2 separate regions of the Homo sapiens genome follow, and region 1 is linked to region 2. A link is a contact called in ENCODE Hi-C or POLR2A ChIA-PET data. All regions are on one chromosome and are shown on one strand. Each heading gives the region's core, a stretch centred on a gene start or an enhancer-like site at or near the end of the contact. The rest is flanking DNA. Distances are from core to core; before and after follow the strand shown.

Region 1 (3,348 bases), core at 849-3,348, 420 kb after region 2:
CTTCTAATCCCAGCTACTCCGTAGGCTAAGGCAGGAGAATCGCTTGAACCCAGGAAGTGGAGGTTGCAGTGAGCCAATATTGTGCCATTGCACTCCAGCTTGGGCAACAAGAGCGAAACTCCATCTCAAAAATAAATAAATAAATAAGAAACATTTGTTTATATGTACACACATAATCTCTGAAAGGGTAAAAGTGGCATACTGGTTGGCCAGAAGAATTGGGAGGACAGTGATGAGGAATAATTTTCACTCTTTATCATTTTATATTTTTGGAATTTTGAAACATGTAAAATTATTACCAGTTCAAAAAATAAATTTAAACAAAAATCTTAACTGTTTCAAATTAAAGTAAGTTTGATAATTTCTTTCATTGTTTACTGTCTGCATCCCCCATACAGTGTTCACATGAGCAGAGAGTGTGTGTCTTGGTCATATTCATACTTGTTCTATATATACTCGTGTGTGTGTGTGTGTTCAGTTGACAGAAACAGTTGAGTGTAAAACAGCTTCAACTCGATGATACCAAAGATACAAGATAAAGGTCCCTGGAGGGTGGCTGTAGCGCACACATACATTTCCAAGTTACTTTGTTAAATTTCCTGTATCAATGAGCCCCAATTATGAGAGCCCCCTACATACAAGTTTTAGCCAATAGCCAAGTCCCCCATTTCCAGTGTTATCTTCATGTCCTCCAAGGTATTCAAGTTGTTTCTGCAATGGGTAACTGGGAAGAAATCAGCATCCAGTCTGAAAAGCAGTCTCCCATAGGTCTTTTGTAAGGAGATCCAACATGGACATCTTCCAGAATGCACTGTACAACATGGTAGCCACTAGTCATGTATAGCTATTTAGATGTAAATTTTTTTAATTAAAAAAATTTTTCATTTATAGCAACAGGGACTCACTGTGTTGCCCAGGTTGGTCTCGAATTCCTGGGCTTTAGTGGTTCTCCCACTGTGGCCTCCCAAAGTGCTGGGATTACAGGCGTGAGCCACCATGCCCGGCCCAGAGCTGATAGAATTTTTAAAGTCCCCCTGTGATGATCTGACTGTGGTAGGAGTAGGGAGGTGTAACCCGAGTCAGTATGCACATTGGGAGCCTCCTCCACTAGGTCATACAGGCCTTCTGCGTGTAGATGGAATTATCATGTCCCACACTGTACCCCGGCACCTCCCTCGATTAAGGTGATTTGCATCATGCAGGGCCTGCCTGTTATCAGAGAGTCTCCTGGACATACAGAAATAGGAATGTACAGGGACTGCATACACCTGTTGCTCAATTTCTAGCTAAATGGCTGGAGGTGGGGGATAAAGAAATGGCATTCATACGGTGTAATACTAGCCATGTTTCAGAAAGTTTTCAAAAAATGTTTAGTGGAGAAATGTGCAGGGTCAGTGGAAGAAAACCTGTAAAATTATATTATGATTGTTTTATACTCTATACGGACAAGCCTAAATTGGAGGGCATTTTGGAAAACTCGCTTGGATACATGAAAACTGCCAAGATCATTATAAAGAAACAACAGGATCCATTCTAGATTGAAAGCAACTTGAAATGAGACAGTAGAGTGTAATGCGTGTTTAGTTTGTGCTTGAATAAAAGACGAAAACTACGTAAGACATTGGGACAACTGGAGAAATTAGCATATGGGCTGGGGATTGGGTACAGGCTTCAATGTCGTTACTTGGGTGAGTTGAAGAATGTACGTGTTCTTAGGGGACATCTGCTTAAGGATATACAAGGTTCAGGGGGGAAAAATATCTCCAAACGATATACTTTTATATCTATGTGTGTACATGTGTGCGCGTAGAGAAAGAAAAAAGTACATACGCTGTATATTTCAAAGAACATATAAAACCATGGATGTCAATATACTTCCCTTCCGGTGCGCTGCCTGCGCAGAACCGAGAGGTTCTGACGATCCGCAGCTCCCACGCTCCCCTTCCGGCCCCGCAGCGCTGTGAACTCCATTTCCCAGAAGGCCTTGTATCCCGTGCATGGCCGTTTCCAGGCAGGAAGGCGAAGGGCCTTCTGGGAGGTGAGGTCCTGGGCGGCCGCTGGCCACCAGGCGGAAGTGCGTACCGGAAGTGCCGGCGGCAGTGTGTAAGACGCTCACGGGCGCGCGGACTATCGGGCGGCTAGGCTCTCTGAGGAGGCTGCCACAGTGGTGAGTGGTGTGTGGAGGAGAGGCGAGGGTGATTGTGAGGGATGGAGAGGCGCCCGTGGCCTAAGTGTGCTGATGGTGGGAGTGAATGAGTGGACGGGTGGGACCTGTGAGGGGAACGCGACCCCGGGTCGGCGCGGGCAGAGAGGCGCGCGGTGCGTGAGGGCGCGACCTGCCATGTCCTGCCGGGTGTCACCGCTTATGCGCCCGTGGGAGGGGAGCATTCTGTGTTGGAGGCAGAAGGAATGAGGGTCGTGACCAACTCATTATACCACTGGAGGCTCTATGAGCAAACCGCAAACTGTTCTCATGAAAGCAGGATGTTGGTAAACTGACAAACTGCGTCTGCCGCCAGAAGGAATGCTGGGGGCAGTCATGTCCCAGGTCCCCTGCTCCTTGAGGTTATCTACAGGAACATCTGGAACCTGCTGAACAAAGAAAGCAGTCATGTGGGCCTGTGTTAAATCAAATAGCTGACCGTCAGTTACCCTTTCCTCCCTATTCAGTCTACCTAACAAATATGAAGGGCTGTAAAAGCTCAGGGCCCTGTTCCCTAGAATCTAGGAGCCCCCTGACCCCTTCTTTCAAACAGATCCTTTTGTCTTTGTCTTCATTTCTGCCTTCGTTCTCCTTCGTTTGGTCCAGAAGCAACCGTGACAAGTGGTGCCCGACCAGGGACCTGAACGAGGAAGGTCTGCCAGAGCAGAGAAAGTGAAACTGATCAGACGAACTACGAACCCCTGGACGGGAGAGTCTGCCGGCGGAGAATATAAGGTCAGTTCCCTGAGAAGGTATCGGGAGCGGGAGGTTTCTGAATCAGGGTAACATGGGGCAGAATCTGTCTGTTGAGGAGCAACATTATGTGCAGCTGCTTAAAGTTTTACTTAAACAATCTGGTGCTCGGGTTAGTTCTCAAACATTAAGCTTCTGCAGGAGGTTATTACACATAACCCATGGTTTCTGCAGACAGGTACTCTTGCTGTGGAAAATTGAGACTGAGTAGGAGAAAGATTGAAACGAGCTCATCAGAAAGTTCTTAAAGTGGATCCTTCTATTTTCTCTGCTTGGGGTTTGGTCTGTACTGTCCTCCTGCCATTGTCCTCTTCTTATTCTGCCAGACAGCAGGTGCTATGTTCTGAATCTCAAAAATTGAAAGAATCTTTTGTCTCACCAGCAGCGCCCAT
Region 2 (3,101 bases), core at 419-2,918:
TGTAAGACTGCAGGCCAATTGCCCACCAACTGGCCCAGACCAAGATGCCTTTTGTCTTCCTTGCTCCCTCTAAACTGGTTCCATAACGTTTGCTCCTATATCTTTTTCCTCTTGATGCTAAGCATTATTTTGTTCCTTGTGTTGTAATGCCCAACCTTGTTTTCACTAATCCTGTTTTTAGACTCTCCCTTTTGCTCTCTTAATCACCTAGCCTCGTTTCCACATGAATAGACTCTCGCTTAGCTGAGAAAGCCAGACGAGCTCCACCTGGCCCCCTTGATTTACAAGACATTAAGGACTCCTTACCCACCCCCCTTTCCTCAAGGAGTTAACTTGTGTAAGCAGATTCTCAACATATCAAAGGAGTCCAATTAACTGATAAGGGACTGGGAACAAACCATGTATGAAGTTCCCAGGATTTTGCTCAAAAGATAACACCATAAAGCCTTGAGTTTGTGTCTGGCGTAGTGCCCATATCTAACTCTTATGAAGGATTTAGAGCGCCACACCTGGTACCTTGCCTTTTTGTAACCATTTGTCTTTTAAATTGTTTGTTTCTCTGTAACCATTTATCCTTTTAATTTTTTGCATGTTTTTACTTCTGAAGAGTTGTTGCATTTAAGCTCCCCTCCCCTTCCTAAACCAAAGTATAAAAGTTAATCAAGCCCCTTCCTCGGGGCCGAGAGAATTTTGAGCGTTAGCCGTCTCTTTGGCCGCCAGCTGAATAAAGGACTCTTAATTCGTCTCAAAGTGTGGCGTTTTTCTAACTCGCCCGGGTACAACAGTGTTATGTTTAACCTTTAACATTTACATGTTAAGTATACTATTGTGTATTGTTTGCTATATTGACTGACTTGGGGAGTGTCTTCAGCCTCTGTGCCCATGGCCAACTACCAAGTGAACTGGAATCACAAGAGAATTGCCTCCTTCGAACTCCATTTAGCTCATGGCTTTTGTTGACTCAAATATCACCTGACACTGTGCAAAGACACAAACATGCATGGACCTGATTATCTCTACCCTTACAATGCTCATGACATCCCTCCTTTCTTCGAAAATCTCCATGCCTTCTAGGGTCCTCACGTGAGTTCATAGCCCCCAGCCTGCTTGCTCTTCCAGGAGGAGCTCCGCCTCATAATTTGCTCCCAACAGGCACCTGTGGACCCCAGATTCCATCCTTCTGGCTCAGTTCACTTCCAGGCCTTTGCCCGCGCCAGTCCCTGTACCTGCCGGTCTCCCCACCGCATCCCACGGGTGTCAGAAATGGGGCCCCTCCCGCAAGCGCCTCAGTGTCCCAACGCCGGCGTCCGGGCTGCAGAGCCGTGAACAGGCGCTGCTACCTCGCTGCTTTTGGGTGACGATGAGGTGACCTGAGGACACAGAAGGCCCCACAATTACCTGAGCGGAGAGCCTCAGCGTAGCCGCGGCAGCCATCGAACCACGTGGTTTTAAGCAGAGTCGGGAGGATAGGGCGACCAGCCAGGAGATATGGGCACGACGGTCCGTATCCTGGCCCAGGAGTGGGTCACGCTGGGCGCCGTCACAGAGCTCCAGAGTAGCCTCTGTGCAGCGGAGGACAACTGCTCCCCGACTTCTGGGTTCAGTCACCACAGTGCGGACCTAGCGCTCAGGAGCCTCTCCTACAAATAAATCCAACACCAATCAAAATGGCCGCCACCAGAGGGCGCCGGAAGTCCGGACCCATTGTCACGTGCACACAGGAAACGCCTTTATTCTGAGCCCTCAGAGGTCTTCTACGCTATCATTCGAGGCTGAGTTTTCTGGGTAATGTAGTTCCCTAGGCAACAAGGAGGGTAAAGGGCGCAATTCCCAGAGGCGCTTCTGCAGGAAAAGCCCAGCTTCACCTCGGGAGTATCCTTAAGATGTGCGTCCTGACTGGTATGGTGGCTCCCGCCTGTAATTCCACCAGTTTGGGAGGCCAAGTCACAAGGATCATTTGAGGTCAGGAGTTAGAAATTAGCCTGAGCAACAAAGCAAAATCCTGTCTCTACAAAAAATAAAAAATATTAGCGGAGTGTGGTCGGGCGGGCCTGTGGTCCCAGCTGCCCTAAGGTTGGGGTTAGGGTTAGGGAGCCTGAGGAGGGAGAATCGCTTGAGCTCAGGAGTTCGAAGCTGCTGTAAGCCGAGATCGTACCACTGCATTCCAGCCTGGGCAACAGAACGAGACCTCTTATCTAAAAAATAAAAATAAGGGCCAGGTGCGGGCGGCTCACGCCCGTAATCCCAGCACTTTGGGAGGCCGAGGCAGGTGGAACACCTGAGGTCAGGAGTTCAAGACTGGCCTGGCCAACATGGTGAAACCCCGCCTCTACTAAAAATACAAAAATTAACCCACATGGTGACATGCGCCTGTAATCCCAGCTACTGGGGAGGCCGAGGCAGGAGAATCTCTTGTACATGGGAGTCAGAGGTTGCGGTGAGTGAGATCCTGCCACTGCACTCCAGCCTGGGTGACACAGCAAGACTCCATGTTGGAAAAAAAAATAAAAATAAAAATAAAAAAATAAATAAAAGATTGCAGATCTTTCTCCTAGGCAGAGGATCATCCTGCCTCTCCTTAGAACTCACATTGAGATTTCTTGGGGTTATTGGCTGTAACTGATTACCCTAGTGTATGGAAAAATATTATTTCAGAGTTAGTGTAGATGTTCCCAAAGGCTACAGATCCAAATTCACCTATCATTTCAGATGGTCCTTCAGATGCAAAATTCTTCCACTGGAAGCAAAGATTAATGCAAAGATTAATAACCATTATTGTATTGTTAAAATGAACGTGTAAACACCCAGAGGGTTCATTTTTCCTACTGCCCAGATAAAGCCAATTTATCAGGACAGGGAAATTGCAAAAGAAAAAGAGTTTTATTCACACAGAGTTGGATGAACAGCATACTGGAGTCTTACTAGTATTACTCAAATCAGTCTCCCTGAAAATTGCGAGACTGGGGTTTTTTGTTGTTGTTGTTGTTTATTTGTTTGTTTGTTTTCTGAGACAGAATTTTGCTCCTGTTGCCCAGGCTGAAGTGCAATGTCACGATCTCAGCTCACTGCAACCTCCGCCTCCTGAGACTGGGGTTTTTTAA

Evidence for each region. Hi-C counts contacts between places; a loop is a spot of excess contacts on that map. ChIA-PET counts read pairs that join two places held with the same protein, here RNA polymerase II (POLR2A). Pooled maps may share reads with other maps.
Region 1: a pooled map shows a loop between it and region 2 (7-fold over the local background). The contact joins the promoter of ERVK3-1 here to the promoter of ZNF814 in region 2. A Hi-C loop is called at or near these places in 4 of 50 pooled maps. POLR2A ChIA-PET finds 5 or more read pairs at or near these places in 3 of 52 experiments (GM12878, H1 and activated CD8-positive, alpha-beta memory T cell).

Annotation. Positions count from the first base shown.
Region 1 is chr19:58,303,279-58,306,626 of GRCh38, forward strand. ERVK3-1 (endogenous retrovirus group K3 member 1) reads left to right here and starts at 2,099. Exons shown (of 4, transcript NM_001396080.1): 1 at 2,099-2,167; 2 at 2,810-2,938. ZNF8-ERVK3-1 (ZNF8-ERVK3-1 readthrough (NMD candidate)) reads left to right here. Exons shown (of 7, transcript NR_144447.1): 5 at 2,810-2,938. RefSeq lists enhancers at 1,821-2,090, 2,305-2,805.
Region 2 is chr19:57,887,369-57,890,469 of GRCh38, forward strand. It overlaps ZNF814 (zinc finger protein 814), which reads right to left and starts at 1,669. Exons shown (of 3, transcript NM_001144989.2): 1 at 1,399-1,669. The coding sequence starts at 1,434. RefSeq lists enhancers at 1-545, 570-1,113, 1,114-1,656, 1,330-1,379.